Regions from separate parts of the Homo sapiens genome. Here region 1 is linked to region 2. The links are chromatin loops, found by intact Hi-C in ENCODE. Cell type or tissue: mammary epithelial cell. All regions are shown on one strand. Each heading gives the region's core, and the rest is flanking DNA. Links, peaks and the distances in the headings are about the cores only.

The links. Hi-C counts contacts between places; a loop is a spot of excess contacts. Peaks named below come from ENCODE experiments on the same cell type or tissue, not always from the same donor. Only the 100,000 strongest peaks of a DNase experiment are listed, where the experiment ranks them.
Region 1: it touches region 2 in a loop (6-fold over the local background); 9 of 110 quality-filtered maps call a loop at or near these places.

Annotation. Positions count from the first base shown.
Region 1 is chr1:110,987,568-110,995,567 of GRCh38, forward strand. No RefSeq gene overlaps it. Among named protein-coding and RNA genes, the nearest start is that of LRIF1, 28 kb to the left of the region's middle. In mammary epithelial cell, for the core only: CTCF peaks have their summits at 3,943 and 4,995 (motif pointing left); no DNase peak of the experiment used is centred there; H3K27me3 peaks cover 251 bases.
Region 2 is chr1:110,626,958-110,635,768 of GRCh38, forward strand. It overlaps a transcript of KCNA2 not described here. Among named protein-coding and RNA genes, the nearest start is that of KCNA2, 25 kb to the left of the region's middle. RefSeq lists enhancers at 4,345-4,484, 4,865-4,914, 7,776-7,965. In mammary epithelial cell, for the core only: CTCF peaks have their summits at 3,985 (motif pointing right) and 7,853; DNase peaks (open chromatin) are centred at 3,994 and 7,944.

The sequences.
Region 1 (8,000 bases), core at 1-8,000, 360 kb after region 2:
TGAAGTGGATCCTCATCTCAGCACCAGCCCTATGGACCAAGGCTCTGGAGGCAGCCCAGACTATCCAGGGGCCAGACAGGATCTAAACCCACTTCAGCCCCTGTTAACAGGCCAACCAAACACAAGTCATTTGAAATTAGACAATTAGAGGAACAAAAAGAAAAAAAGAATGAGAAAGAGTGAAGAAATATCAAAGGACCTACAGGACACCATCAAACATGCAGATATTTGAATTATGGAAGTCCCAGAAGGAGAAGAGGAAGTGAAGGGGAAGAAAGCATATTTAATGAAATACTGTATGAAAACATTTCAAATTTGGTGAGGGATATCGACATCCAAATTTATGAATCTCAAAAGACTCCAAGCAGGATCAACCTAAAGAAGAATACTCTGAAGCATATTATAATTAAATTTTCAAAAGTTAAAGACAATGAGAATTCTGAAAGCAGCAAGAGAAAAAGGTAATCATTATATAGAAGGGAAATCCATAAGGCTAGTGAAGATTTCCCACCAGAAACTTTGCAAGCCAGGAAGGAGTGGGATGATATATTCAAAGTGCTGAAGGGGAAAAAAAAAACAACCTGCCAACCAATAGTACTAAACCCAGAAAAGATGTCTTTTAGAAATAAAGGAGAGATAAACACATTCACAGACAAACAAAAGCAGAGAGAGTTCATTACCACTAGATTTGTCTTACAAAAAAAAATGCTTAAGGGAGTTATTGGAATTGAAACAAAGGATGCTAAGCAATAACATAAAACATAAGTAAATGAAGGACTCAAAACTACAGTCAAATATGCAGTCAAATTCATAATACTCTAATACTGTATTGGTTGTGTATAAATCGCTTACATCTATATGCCGATGTTAAAAGACAAAACTCTTAAAAATAACTATAGCTGCAATAATTTTTAAGGGATGTACAATATAAAATATATAAGTGGTAACATCAAAAACATAAAATGTGTGAGAGTAAAACTGGAATTTTTAAATGCAATCAAAGTTAAGTTGTTATCAACTTTGTGTTGGAAGAATGAATATTGTTAAAATGTCCACACTACCCGAAGTGATCTACAAATTCAATGCAATCTCTATCAAAATTCCAATGACATTTCTGACAGAAATGGAAACAAAATTCTAAAATTCATATGGAGCAATATAAGACCATAAATAGCTGACGCATTCCTGAGCAAAAATAACAAAGTTGGAGGCATCACACTACCTTATCTCAAAATCTACTAGAAAGCTGTAGTAATCATAGCAGTATGGTGCTAACATGAAAGCAGACAGATAGACAAATGGAACAGAATAGAGACTAGAAATAAACACAAGCTTATGTGGTCAACTATTTTCAACAAGGACACCAAGAAGACATCACGGAGAAAAGACAGTCTCTTCCATAAACAGTGTTGGGAAAACTGGCGTTGGGGATACATGCAAAAGAATAAAATCGAATCCCTATCACACCATATGCAAAAAATCAACTAAAAAATACACCAAAGATCTGAGTGTAAGACTTAAAATCACAAAACTCCTAGAATAAAACATGATGGGAAAGTTTCTTGACATTGGTCTTATCAGTGATTTTTGGACAATATACCAAAAGCACAAGCAACAAAAGCAGAAATAAATAAGTGGGACTGCATCAAACTTAAAAGCTCCTGCACAGCAAAGGATACAATCAAGAAAGGGAAAAGCAACCTATGGACTGACAAATGTTTGCAAACCAGTTAACTCTTAAGGGATTAAAATCTAAAGTATATAAGAAACTGATGTAATTCAATAGCGAAACAATGAATAACCCAATTTAAAAATGAGCAAAGGGAAGTTCCACCAAGTAATGGTGAGCATTCTGGGCTCTGAAAAAATGAGCAAAGGATCTGAATAAACATTTCTTAAAAAAAGACATATAACAACAGATATATAAAAGGATGCTCAACATCACTAATCAGGGAAATGCAAATCAAAACCACAATGATATATCATTTCATATTGGTCCATTTTGCATTGCTATAACAGAATATCTGAGACTAGGTAATTTGTAAAGAAAAGGGGTTTATTTGGCTCATAATTCTGCAGGTTGTACAAGAAGCATAGCACCAACATCTGCTTGGCTTCTGGTAAGTATCTCCGGAAGATTTACTCACTGCTCTTTGCTCATTTTTCAACTGGGCTAATCATTGTTTTGCTACTGTGTTAGGTCAGTTTCTCATATAATTTAGATATTAATCCCTTCAGAGTTAAATGGTTTGCAAACATTTATCAGTCTATAGGTTGCTTTTTCACTTTCTTGATTGTATCTTTTGCTGTGCAGGAGCCTTTTAGTTTGAAGGCAGAAAGCAAGGGGAGCCAGCGTGTCACATGGTGAAAGAGAAAGCAAGAGAGAGAGGACAAGGTGGCAAGTTCTTTTTAACAACCAGATATTATGTGAACTAATAAAACAAGAGCTCACTCATTACTGTGAGGGAGGACACCAAACCATTCATCAGGATCTGGCCCCATGATCCAAACACCTCCCACTAGGCCCCACCTCCAACACTGGGGGTCACATTTCTGCATGTGATCTTAAGAGAACAAATATTCTAACTATATCACATCTCTCACCTGTTAGGATGGCTTTCGTCAAAAAGACAAGAGATAACAATTGTTGGCAAGGGTGTGGGAAAAAGGGAACTCTTGGACACCATTAGCAGGAACGTAGATTCGTGTAGCCACTGTAGAAAACAGTATACAAGTTCCTAAGAAAATTAAAAATAGAACTCTCATATGATCCAGAAATACCCCCATGAAATGTATGTTGGGTTCTTTGAATGGTAAAGGAGGCTGTGACTGATTATTGATAAGTACTGAATAGAACATGGTGGCCAGATCCACACAGTCAACACACAAGTTGGTCATTGGAGATCTTCAACTAATTTCATTATGTTAAGTATTGAAGCCTTGATGGTGGAAACTTGAGCACTGGGATTTCGATAATTAATAGTTCAGTGCCTTTCATTGGTGAAATCCTTTTAAGACTGGCCAAATAAAACTACTGGAAGGAGAAATTGTGATAACAATCACCTTTTCTTCGAGTAAATCTTGAATACCAGGTCAAAGGCCAGCAGTACGTTGTTTCAAGAGATATTGTGGTATGTTCACTACCTTTACCCACAGGGCCAGCTCTACAGGTTTTCACTCTGTGGCTCTAACTGGGCCAGGGACTTGGGCTTATTCCAGTGTCACAGGCAGCATGCAATGGCATCTTTTCTATGCCTATAATAGGAAAACTCAAAGCAAGAGGAGCCACCACAATGGACGGCTGTTATTTATTTGTTGCTTGAAATAATTATTTTAATTTTTTATTTTTGTGGGTATATAGTAGGTGTATATATTTATAGGGCACATAACATATTTTGATACACACATGCAATGCATAATAATCACTTCAAGGTAAATGGGATATCCATCGACTCAAGCACTTAATCCTTCATGTTACAATCCAATTATACTATTGTAGTTATTTTTAAAGGTACAATTATTACTGACTATAGTCACTCTGTTTTGCTATCAAATACTATGCCTTATTCATTCTTTTTATTGTCTGTACACATTAACCATCCCCACTTCCCTCACCTAACCCCCACTACTTTTCCAAGGTAATTATCCTCCTTCTATTTCCATGAGTTCAATTGTTTTAACTTTTAGCTCCCACAAGTAAGTGAGAACATGTGAAGTTTATCTTTCTGTGCCTGGCTTATTTCACTTAAAATTATGATCTCCATTTCCATCCATCTTGTTGCAAATGACTGAATCTTGTTTTTGTTGTTGTTGTTGTTGTTTTCCATGTTATCAGGGTACAGGTGGTATTTGGTTACATGAGTAAGTTTTTTAGTGGTGATTTGTGAGATTCTCCACATTGTTTCCCATAGTGGCTATACCAGTTTACATTCCCACCAGCAGGGTACAGGTGTTCCCTGATCACTGCGTCCACACCAACATCTACTGCTTTTTTGATATTTTGATTATGGTCATTCTTGCAGGAATAAGGTGGTATCACACTGTGGTTTTGATTTGCATTTCCCTGATCATTAGTGATGTTGAGCATTTTTTCAAATGTTTGTTGGCCATTTGTATATCTTCTTTTGAGAACTCTCTATTCATGTCCTTAGCCAACTTTTTGATGGGATTGTTTGTTTCTTTCTTACTGATTTGTTTGAGTTCGTTGTAGATTCTGGATATTAGTCCTTGGTCAGATGTATAGATTGTGAAGATTTTTCTCCCACTCTGTGGGTTGTCTATTTACTCTGCTGACTGTTCCTTTTGCCGTGCAAACACTCTTTAGTTTAATTAGGTCCTAGCTATTTATCTTTGTTTTTATTGCATTTGCTTTGGCTTCTTGGTCATGAAATCCTTGCCTAAGCCAATGTCGAGAAGGGTTTTTCCAGTGTTATTGTCTAGAATTTTTATAGTTTCAGGTCTTAGGTTTAAGTCCTTAATCCATCTTGAGTTGATTTTTGTATAAGGTGAGAGACGAGGATCCAGTTTCATTCTCCTACATGTGGCTTTGTTGAAGATCAGTTGGTTGTAAATATTCGGGTTTATTTCTGGGTTCTCTATTCTGTTCCATTGGTCTATGTGCATATTTTTATACCAGTACCATGCTGTTTTGGTAACTATGGCCTTATAATATAGTTTGAAATCAGGTAGTGTGATGTTCCCAGAGTTTTCATTTTGCTTAGTCTTGCTTTGGCTATGCAGGCTCCTTTTTGGTTCCATATGAATTTTAGAATTGTTTTTTCTAACTCTGTGAAGAATGATGGTGGTATTTTGATGGGGATTGCATTGAATTTGTAAATTGCTTTTGGCAGTATGGTCATTTTCACAATATTGATTTTATCCATCCATGAGCATGGGATGTGTTTTCATTTGTTTGTGTCGTCTATGTAAGAACAGCTGTTTGATAAAGATTTTTCTAATAGTGACATCTAGTGGCATCTGTTTGTCATGAAATGATTTTACTGGCAATACCCTCTAGTATAAAAGAGGTAGCTCCTTTAAACTTGGATGGTTTGCCCAGAATGACAGTAACGTGGGCTGCTGTATCTAATAAAGCTAGAAAATGTTATCTACTTGTAGAATTCCAATGAACCACCAGAGTCATACAGAGGAAATTGTCACCGGGTGGTGGGACAAGGCACAGGGATTGCCTGAATCCCTATTTGAGAGGCCATGGTGATTACCAGTTTCAGGGGTCTGAGAATTAGCCAGAGGCATAATTAGTTGGATTTGGAGGCGTGGTCTCAAGAGATCCCAGATCTGTGGGCAAGTGATGAGGACTTTTTAACGTAATCTTCTTTAGTTGTTGCAATTTGGGTGTGGCCTGGCTAGTAATTCTTCATGAGGCACACAGGGGCCTCTAAATTGCCAATAAACAGGATGAGCTGGATCACCCAGAGGTAATGGGGTAATCTGAGAGTTGGAAAAGAAAGGGAGGGCTGAATAGTCCACTCTAGGGGTTCCCATGCACTAGGAGGCAAGCTTTGTTAGGTCAGAATTGTGAGTCGGGATGGACAGAACCCTCACATTGTGCCAGCAGACCAATTTCATTCATGGCCCTTAGGATGGTATAGGACCTGTGAACAAGGTTAAGCAACATGACCCTGCAGTTGGATGGGGGCACCTGCAAGAACAGCTCTCAGGAGTCTATGTCAACAGGGGCTTTTTCAAAATTAGCAATGTGTTTAGTCTTCCTTCTCTGAATATTTGAAGAAATAATAGACCCATTAAACCATACCAATTTCATGGAGGAGCATGCAGGCCTCCTCAATAGTTTTCCACTAGACATCCTTAGCAGCAATGACCACATGGAAGAGTGAGCCAGACTCTAAGCCTTGAAATCAGTCAGTAAGGAAAGGGCTCTGGAATTCTTAGTGGTGGTAGAAGTTTTGGGTTCCTTATTTGAGGTTTCCATAACCTCCTCAAAAGTATTGGTCTCTTTATCAAGCCTGCCCTTGTGTTTTGGATGCCCTTTACCCTCTTTGGGTACCTCTGGCTCCAAAATATATAAAATCTAAGCTTGAAAGCAAAAGGATCTTTAAGTGAATTATGCATCTCAGGATCTTAAGTAATGTTGATGAGCAGCCTCATCTCTGGGGTGATGACAAAAGCTTCATGCCTGTGTTAAACACTCTCAGTAACTAATTGGCTCCTTTCTTTTTTATCTTTTGGAAAAAAACTGAGAATAATTTGAATTCCTAGACTCGTGATTTTAGGTGTTTCAGCTTTTAGTTCTTTATGATCTCTCATGCTTTTTCTGGTTCTTTTTATTGTATCTATTTAAGGTGTACAACTCTCACCTTTTCTGTTTAACAATAAGCAATCAGATAAGAAAAGGAAATAAAAGACATCCAAATAGTAAAGACAGAAGTAAAATTATTGCTGTTTGCAGGTGACATAATCCTGCATGTAGAAAACAAACTCCAAAAAGAGGACTCAAAAAAAAAATCTTTAGAACTGTGAAAGCTGCTGATGCTAAGACGCAATCACTTAAATCAAACCCAAATCAAAGTAGAGCCAGCAGATCATAAGGGAGGGGATCTCATGCTTGTATGTGAGATAACAACTATAACAAAGACTCTTTGATGGTCCTTCTGCACATATGACTATGATAACAAGTATTACAAGAACTATCTGACAGCACAAAAATTCTATATAAATTGTTTCTATGAAGACATCTCCCCAGCAACAGTGTCATCAGCAAGTAACTGCTCGCTTCTGCAGTGAGCCTCTGTAACTAGTAAACTTTGATTTTTTTCATCATCCTCTTTTATTTTATTAGTTTTGTAAGAATTAGATTTGACTCGTGGATGTTCTTAAAGGGAGCACTACCATAGCCCATGGAAGCAAGAATCAAATAAATGATCAAGTTAAGCTGGTGAGGCTTTATTCATCACAGGTTGAAGCCACTAAAATTTTCTGCATAAAGAGAGAACCACCAGTCTACATTCAACAGCCTAAACCAACAATTATATATTTATACATGTGAAAATTTAGCTTGTCCTTTAACTCTTTCTTAAGTTGAATTGTCAATTATGATTGCAGCTTTAAAATCAAGATACTTAACTAGCTGGCTGAGTGACTGGCCAAACCACCAATCAGGAAAATTGAATTAGTTAAGAGAAGAAATGCAATAAGACTTGAAGAACTGAATGGTGCCTTGGAGGTTACCTGGTTCAACCTTTTCCCTTAGCCTGGACACACACACACATACACACACACACACACACACACAAACACACACACACACACAGAGAGAGAGAGAGACAGAGAAAGAGAGAGAGAATATAAATTAAGACCCAGAACTGCAGAACTGGTAGGTGATAAAATCTGTCCAGGACCAAAATTCATACATCTTGACAACATAATGTCTTTCAAAGGGTAATAAGCTGCAAGGATATATCTCCCAGATCCTTTCCTTTTTCTCTGTTTCTCTTGGTAGCAATGGTCATATTGTTGAAACCTCTTGCTTATCACAACACTGCTGGAGGATTTGTAAAACTTGATTTGGATGGTTTACCTCCTCCACTCAAAAATCTTCCATGTCTCTGATTACTTAGAAAATAACAAAATCTTTAGCCAGCATTCAAGGCCCTCAACCATCTGGTTCTGCCTTCTTATTCTTTTTATTTCCCTTTAATGTAACTCTTTTTTAGTTTTTAATTTTTGTGGTTACATGGTAGGTGTATATATTAATGAAGTACATGAGATATTTTGATACAGGCATGCAATGCATAATAATCACATCAAGGAAAATGGGGTATCCATTCCCTCAAGCATTTACCTTTGTGTTATAAACAATTCAATTGCACTCTTTTAGTTATTTTAAAGTGTACAATTAAATTATTTTGACTATAGTCACCCTTTGTGCTATCAAATACTAGGTATTGTTCTTTTTTTTCTATTTTCTTTGTACCCATTAACCACTCCCACCTCCCTGCCACACTCCACTACCTTTCCCA
Region 2 (8,811 bases), core at 1-8,000:
TGATGATACCTCTGTTTACTGGGCACCTATTTTGCTAGGCATTGCACTAAGTGCTTTATTGCATCTCATTTAATCTTACCGTCAACCACGTGAAGGAGGAATTGCTGTCTCTGTTTCACACACACAGGAAACTGAAAACAGAAGAGGTAAAACCAGACATGGTGCAGCACCACGACCAAAACCTTCGTGTCTAGGGTCAGACAGGCTTGGCCTAGACTCCCAACTCAGCTCCTTTCTGGCTCGGTAACCTTGGAAAGTGACATAATCTATGGAAGCTTTAAGTTAATCATCAGTAAATGGGAATAATTAAAATGTTTATTTCATGGAGTTGTTCAGGATTAATGAGACGCTGGAAAGAAAACACTCGGCACACCGCTTGGCACATAGTAAGTGTTCAATTATTGGCTAGTCACAAAGTCCTTATAGTACCAGATTTTATCCACTGCCCATGTTGAAGTCTCCCTCCCTTGAAGTGTGAAGTCCTAACCACCCAAGCCTCTTGTTTATACGGACAACATCATGCCAGCCAATGCTATGTTATCTTTCTCTATCTCCATTTGTCTTTATTTCATCAGTTAGATCATAACGGTTTCCAGGGCTAGGGCTAGCTCCTGGGTTTCTCTCTGTGCTCCCTCATTGGACCCAGCACTTAGTAGATGCTCAATAAATGTTTATTGATTTTGTCTGAAGAAAGTGGGTAAGAAAGGAAAACAAAAAGGAAGAAGGAATCTAAAATAAAACAAGAGACATCTAGGACTAACATAATTATAAAAAATGTTAATACAACCCTTGAGCCCAGAAGTTCGAGATTGCAGTGAGCCACGATCCCACCACTGCACTCCAGCCTGGAAAAACAGTGAGACCCTGTCTCAAAAAAAAAAAAAATAATAATAATGCCAGGCTTGATGGGGACAAAGTGAAGAGGGAGAAACTCCTATGAGGTGGACAGGAAGTGACATAGCAAGAATAGGAAGTGGGAAAAGAGGGTACTGAAAGTAGTGCAATGCAATGCGGGAAACATATTTAGAGGGACTACTCTTGGGCAACACTGAATTTCCTCATTTCTTGAATTCACTAAGATATGGATGATTAAAAGGCCACTGTTAACTCCCAAGTTAGTCTTATTGTTTGGAGATGATGGTGATGGTTGAAGGGCTTTTAACTGATCACAAGTTGTTCTTGTGCCCTGATGGGGGAAAAGACAGTATTTAGCCCTGAGCATTAATGGTCCTGGGTGCTGCAAAGGCCAGGAAGCAGTTCTCCATTCTGTCCTCCACACTGGGTATATCTTGACTGGGAGTTTGCATCCAGTTTTGATCCATGGACTTTATAAAAAGAGGGAGCAGTGGGAGAGTGCAGCAAAGTGGGTGGGGAATGAAATGCTGTCCCCTTCTTCCATGATCGCCCTCTGAAACGCCATTCATCTTGTTAGGTTCACTGTGAAGAAGCCTCCTGGGTGTTAGAATGGGCCTGACCATCCTCCGTATTCCACTGGTTTCCACTTGGTGACAGTACTCACACAAAGCTATTTTGCATAAGAGAAATGAGAGAGCAAAACTCCCTCACCCCAGACTGGGAACTCCTTGAGAGCAGAGACCCATTGTGTCCATCTCTGTACTGCCTGATGGGGGCCTTGTCCAGTGTCCGGCATCTGGTGCCTGACTTAAACAGGTGCCCCATAAATATTTGTTGGTTGAGGCGTCTCTGTAGAGGACTGGACAAGAGGTGATGACTTGAAAGAAGGCAGGAGGTCAGATTAGATGCCCCACTGCAGTGCTTCTTTGACACTCTAGACTTCCCACACATTATCACCAATCCCACAGAATTCGTCTGTACATTTTAGGCCTCTCTCCCCCAACCAGATCCTTCAGAGCAGAGATGGACTGACTTGTGCTAAAAGTAGATACTAAATGATTGTTTATTGAATACATGGACACAGCTTCATAATCCTGTAGATTGCTTTAGAGCTCAGCAGAGCTGATTCCCCTGGGAATCATGGTGGTGCTGCACCATGCCTGGTTTTACCTCTTTCTTGGCAGCAAGACCTGATGTGTTCTCCTCAAATTTGCATTTGATATCATTCATGTCCCAGGCTAGATCCCTGAGGATCTTCAAGAATGGCTCCCAAATGTTGGCTGCATATTAGAATTGCCTGGGGAAGCTTTAAAATTCTAGTGCTGAGGTCACATTTTGGATAAATTAAATCAGAATGTCTTGGGGTGAGAGCCTGAGTTTAGTGGCTGTTAGTGATCCCCAATTACCACCAAATCACCAAATGATCCCCAATCAGCGAGTGATTTTTAAGGTCCCCACCAATGGCCCCAAGATCATCATTCCAGACAATCCCCAATGGATATGAAAGTTTGGGAACTACTGGTTTTGGAAATGCATTTTTATTATAGAAATTGAATAAGTCTCAATATATCAGAAAATTAATAATGAGACCTATGTCCCTGACACAACATAAATGGAGGTGCCACTGTAGAACATTTATCAAAGGATCTGGTGTGATAGCTGGAATTTGTCCAGATGCTGTTAACGTTTGTAGACTACCCTGAGAAGCAGCTCAGTGAGGCACCTCTTCCTCAGCACAGTTACTCTCTCCTTCCCCTGTGTGTATTCAGCACTTTAAATTATTTGTTGCTATGTTTTTCTCCTCACTAGTTGTGAGCAACTTGAGGGCAGGAACTGTGTATCTATAAGCACACTGAGCATCTGGTGTCTGACCCTCGGTGGATGACAGACACCTGTTTGTGGCATAAATGTGTCAGTGAATTCACTCATTAATTTATATACTCATTCAACAAATGATGATAGTAACAGACAGAAATGTATGGTATTGGCAGAAAACAGGAGTTAATTAAGACGAGAGAAAAACGAGGAGACCGAATTAAACACAGGGAAGTAAAAGCTGAAGAATAAAAGAAAGAAAAGGGTATTCATTTATCATTTGAATTCATGTAATGCAGTGGTGGGTAGGTTTGACTGGAAGAAGCGTTTTTTTAAATCAAATGGACTCAAAAGTGAGTTAACATCTCTAAGTGCTCTGTACTTTTTTTTTTTTTTTTTTTTTTTGAGACGGAGTTTTGCTCTTGTTGTCCAGGCTGGAGTGCAATGGTGCCATCTTGGCTCACCGCAACCTCTGTCTCCTGGGTTCAAGCGATTCTCCTGCCTCAGCCTCCCAAGTAGCTGGGATTACAGGCATGCGCCACCATGCCCGACTAATTTTTGTAATTTTTTTTTAGTAGAGACAGGGTTTCTCCATGTTGGTCAGGCTGGTCTCAAACTCCTGACCTCAGGTGATCCGCCCACCTCGGCCTCCCAAAGTGCTGGGATTACAGGTGTGAGCCACCACACCCGGCCAGTGCTCTGTACTTTTTCTCCTTTTTAGGATATTTAGTTACAATTAAAATAAATGAGTTACTATGTATTATTTGCATAGCATCCCTTTTCTCTTCCAAGTTCTAGAAAGTCAGAACCTACTTGTGGCACTCACCTCCGTGTCCCCAGTGCCCAGCACAGCATGACACAGAATGGGTGCTCAGTAAATATTTACCAAGCTGTTCAATGGATTCATGGTTTCAGTTCTTTCTCCTATTACCCAAAATCATCATGTCATCTTCATCTCAAAGTTGTTATGAAGAATAACTTAGATAAAATACATAAGCACTGGGCGCATGGTAGGCATTCAGTAATTGTTAAGTCATTATTATAATTGAGAAAAACAACAGACACTAAGCACCTACTTTGAAACAGACCTTATGCTAAGTGCTGTGCAAAAAGGGACAATCAAAAGTGCCAAGAAATTGCATCTTTCAAAAGCTGTATGGATTTGAGGACCCCATTGTCACTGCCTCCCCCTGCTCACTCCCCAAAGAGCCTCAGCAAACTCCAGTATTCACTCACAATCATCTGTCCCCCTGGCCACACCCCAGGCAGCCAGCCCCGGAACCACTAAGCCTGGTCTTCCTTTCCACCACCACCAGATGGCAGCACAAAGCCCACGGATGGACAACGCCCCGTGCAGGAGGGCTGCTGTCTCAAGCACAGGTCTGGCCTTGGTCGGCTGTTTGGGAGTTACACTTAATGCTTTGGGATTGGTCCCTTCCTTTCCACTTCCAAGCCTCAGACCCCATCCCCTCACCCTAGAGTCACTTCACACCTGCAAGGTCCTCATTCACAATCCTTCGCAGAGTACCTGGAGTGCCTTCCTTTAGCCTCCATTCCATTACTGATCCCCGGGTTGCTTTTCATGAAGGTGTCAAATCCCTTGTCTGGCCCTTGAGGTGTCTCCCCATCGCAGCTCGCCTCACTCTTTGCTGCACCCCAGCAATGGCCTACCAGTCACCTCCTGTTCTCTGTCTTTGCTCACATCATTCCCTGCCTGTTATGTCCACACATGCATGCTCACCCTTGCTGCCCCTCCTCTTCTCTCACCAACTTGAAAGCCCAGCGGAGGCTCTCCTGCAGAAGTCTTGGCGCTGGAAACCAGATGATGGCTCACTCTTCTATGTGCCCCATCACCACTTCCTTTCTTGGTCAGCGCTCAAAGGGTTTCAGGTTCTAGGTGACCTGGTTGCATGATGCTTCATCAACAATCTTCAGGTGTTTCCTGTCACCCCAGCCAGGGAGTGCAAGAACGGGTTTTTCTCTTAAAACAGAAACTGAGCACTGCAGACTAGCAGGGGTGGGTTAGCCATGCAGAGTTAGAAAGAGCAATCAGCACTTGGAAAACATGGCAGGAGACAACAGGGAAGGCGAAGGGAGTTGCGTACAAGTAATTCATTATGACTGGAGCTCAGTGTGCAAGCAATAAAAGAGAAGTGTATGGAGAGGGTAGCAGGGACCAGATCTTACAAGGTCTAGAAGGCTCTGCCAACGTTATTTGGACTTTACTTTGGAGGTAGGGGAAACTTAAAGGATTTTAAGCCAGAGAGGTGACATGACTGGATTTTTCTATTAAGGAAGATCACTCTGGCTGCTGTGGGGGATGGACTGCTGAGGGGGCAATGACTGCAGGGGTAGGGAGACCACCTGCCGGGAAGCTGTTGCAGTGGTCCAGACAGAGAAGATGTGGGTATGAACTGAAAAGAGATACTGCAGGGATGGAGTCAGTAGGCTAAACAAGCCCTGTAGACCTGTTGAGTCTGAGGGGTCCATGGGATACCTGAGTGGGGAGTGCAGTGGGATTTGGATGTTCCTGCCTGGAGCTTGGGAGATAGGCCTGGGCTGGATCTAGAAGTCTGTACGGATGAGGCCTCTGAGATGTATGAGATTATGCAGGGGGTAGGGGTGCATGTAGAAGAGAAGAGAGAAAAGTGGGAACATTTAAAAGCCTAAAGACAAGGAGGAGCCAGAAAAGGAAATGGAGAAGGTACAGCCATAGATAGAGGAGGAATCAGGGGAGAGTGATGTCTTGGAAGCCACAGATGAAGGCTGGCTCAAAGGCAGCTGAGAGGTCAGGCAAGAAGAGACTGAATGTGTCATTTGGAGGAAGCAACACGGAGGTCACAGTCTCAGTGGAGCCATGTTGGGCAGAGGCGGAGCTCCATGGGTTGAGTGAGTGGGCAATGAGGAGGCAGGAACGGGCTTATAGGTACTCTTTGAAGACATTTGATTGTAAATAAAATGATGAAATTAGGTGGTAGGTGAAGGGAATGTAGGATTAAACAAGGTTTTATTTGTTTAAGGTTTTTCATTTGTTTTAACATGGAAGAAACTTATGGAGAGAAATAGATACAAAATGAGTAGTTGAAGATGCAGGAAAATAAGGAGAGAGAATTCCTGGAGGGCAGAAGTAAGAAGGGATTCAGAGCACAGGTGGAGGGGCCATGCTCAGATAAGACCTGGGACACTTCTTTATTTTTATTTTATTTTTTGAGATGGAGTTTTGCTCTCGTTGCCCAGGCTGGAGCGCAATGGTGCAATCTTGGCTCACTGCAACCTCCACCTTCCAGGCTCAAGCGATTCTCCTATCTCAGCCTCCCAAGCAGCTGGGATTACAGGAGCCCACCATCATGCCAGACTAATTTTTGTATTTTTAGTAGAGATGGGGTTTCACCATGTTGGCCGGGCTGGTCTTGGACTCCTGACCTCAGGTGAGCCACCTGCCTCGGCCTCCCAAAGTGCTGGGATTACAGGTGTCAGCCACCTCGCCTGGCCCAGACCTGGGACACTTCTTTGATGGTAGGAGGTGAGAATGGATTGGGATTGGCTTTGGCTGAGAGTACAGAGGCTGGCTGAGGTTAGGGTCCTCAGGCACCTGGAACTGAAAGGTCTTCACTAAGACAGACCGAACTCTGCCCAGATCCTGGTGAAAAGGAAGGACGTGGCAGTACTTCCTCTCCTTGTGGCTATGGGATTTTCCCTATTGGGACCCCTAGACTGGGTAAAGGAGTGAAAAGGCCACCATGTTATTGATGCAGGGTGGGACTGTGCTGGTGAGGGAGCAGGAAGGGGGTTGCTGGAGTTGGAAATCTTGCAAGAAAGTACTTAAAGCAATGCCTAAGGGTTCTGGGCTACTGGACTGGTGGGAGTGCTGACAGCAGGACACTGATAGGCTGGGGAGAGAAGACAGTGCTCAAGGGTGGAAGGTATCAAAAACATGCCAGAGACCATGCATATGGGATTCAGAAGCAAGAAACTTGAAGGCAGAGAGGTGAGAGTGGGATGTTTGAGTTTAAAATTCCCAAGGAGTGCAAGTCCCGTCAAAGTTCAGGATGTGGCCTTGAGTGGGGTCCCCAAGCAGAGTCAGGGTGTAGGAGCCTGGAGAGGAAAAGGTCAAAGGTTTTGGTCCCCAGGATTCTGGATGTCAGGGTGATAACTGAATTTGAGGGGAAGCCTGGGAGCCAGGTGCCAAGGCCTTTGATGGCTGAGGAGGGAATGGGTGGGCAGCTCTGAGAGGGGGTCTTGTCGTGTTCTAGATAATGAAAGATGAGCAGGGGATGCCTCAAAAGGCCACTGGATGTAATCCAGCCCTAGGCCAGCTGGACTTGGGTGACTTGCCTGAGGACAGGCAGCAAAAAAGTGGCTGAGACAAAATAAAAATTAACTTTATGTCTGTAATCACTTACTCTTCCAACCCTTATGGACTGCCGGTCTGTACAGATGTTCTGGTTCACTAAAAGCTTGGTTGACAAGACTTTTTATTCTCCTGAATTTGTAGTACATATTCACCATGTGACCTTGGGAAATGCATGTCATATTCTACCAGCCTCAGTTTCCCCCTCTGAATGCCAAGAGGCTGACCAGAGTGGCAAGTTTTCAGCCTTGTCAGGTGGACCCCAGCGATTCAGTGAAAGAGGCTAAAGGTACCTGGGTGGTGTTGCAGAGCTGGGGGGTGGGAAGATTACAGGGAATCTGCAGGGGATCAGTTCCTGGCCCCACCTTGGTCTCCAGCTGAGCAGCTACCCTTGAATCTGCCAGAATTCTAGACTTCTGCATGAGATTTTGTTTGGAAAGAGGATTCTGCTGCCTAAAACTGTGAAAAATCATGATCTTGCCTAGCCCTGACACTGCGTGAGCCTGTTGCCTTCCTGTACTGGAGGGTGTATCCTTGGCAGTGTGTCCCTTCTGCTTGCCCCAGTCAATTTTAATGCCTAAGCACTTGGCAGGAACATGGGTAGTGCCAGGACCTCTGTAATGCACTTGGCAATGAGCTGATGCTCTTTAGTGGTAGTTGTGACGCCTCTCAGAAATCTGACTTTACTAAAGTGGTATTGATGGGCCAAGGGCTTGGGTGCTCCTCAGTGACCTTGATGATGAATTACATCTGGGATCCAGTGAGTGGAACAGACAGGTTCTTTAGCTGAGGAACAAAGCCCAGGCCTGTTCTTCATCACTTAGCACCAGCTGGGATCCCTTGTTGCCAGGCTGGCAGCTGTGAGGGATCACTTGGCCACCAGGAAGACTTCCCAGCTGGGACTGTTCTGAAGATTTGTGCCAGAGAAACTACATCTGTGAGTCACTGCTCAGGGGAAAACCCAGCTGCTCGGCTCAGCTCCAGCCCCAGTGGCCCCGGGGAAGGACCAGAAGGCAGAGCGAGAATAAAAGATAGGCTGCTTTGCTTTTCTCAGTTTCCATAGCAGGTTACCGTATTTGCAGTTCTTCATTTCATGAGGGAAGTTGAGAGTGGGACTGGAATCAAAAGAGGTACTCAGATGGTGAAGCCCATAGCTGTTGGGTGTGGAGGTTTTGGCTAAGCCACCAGGGATACTTCTCTGACCCTCTGGATCCTTACTTTGACTCATCGCCCTTTTTTTTTTTTTTTTTCTGATCCACAGGTGGCTACAGCCAGGTTCATAGTCTGGCACATGGCATTTTCTGGACAGTGAGAATCAGGAAATGGGGGTGAATCTTAGAGTGGGTCTGATGAATCGTGGGAAAATCTCTCAACATTGAGACAGAGATACTGGAAGGAGCTTGAGATTTGTTTTATAAGAAGAGGGATTCTTGGTGTCATGGCTGTCTTCTCAGAAGGGAAGATCGGTCAGGTGTGGGCCTGAAAACCATGGGTGTTAAAGGGCTGACCCTGGAACAGTCCCTGCAAGGATAGGGGTGGACCATCAGGACAATGATGGGAAAGTGCTGGTGTTTGGGATGTCACTTCCCACAAATTGACAATCACTGCAGAGGCCAAGAAGCCTCCCACTGGGTTTGGGGGGTCAGTATCTCTTCAATTAAACTAAGGCAAATTCTTAGCTGCCAAGGAGGCCAGGTGACTTTGGGTTCTAGTCTCAGATGAGTCCTAGTGGGCTAGAAGCCTGCTTTGCTCTGCTTGACACAGACCAGACATGATGGGTAGGACTTAGT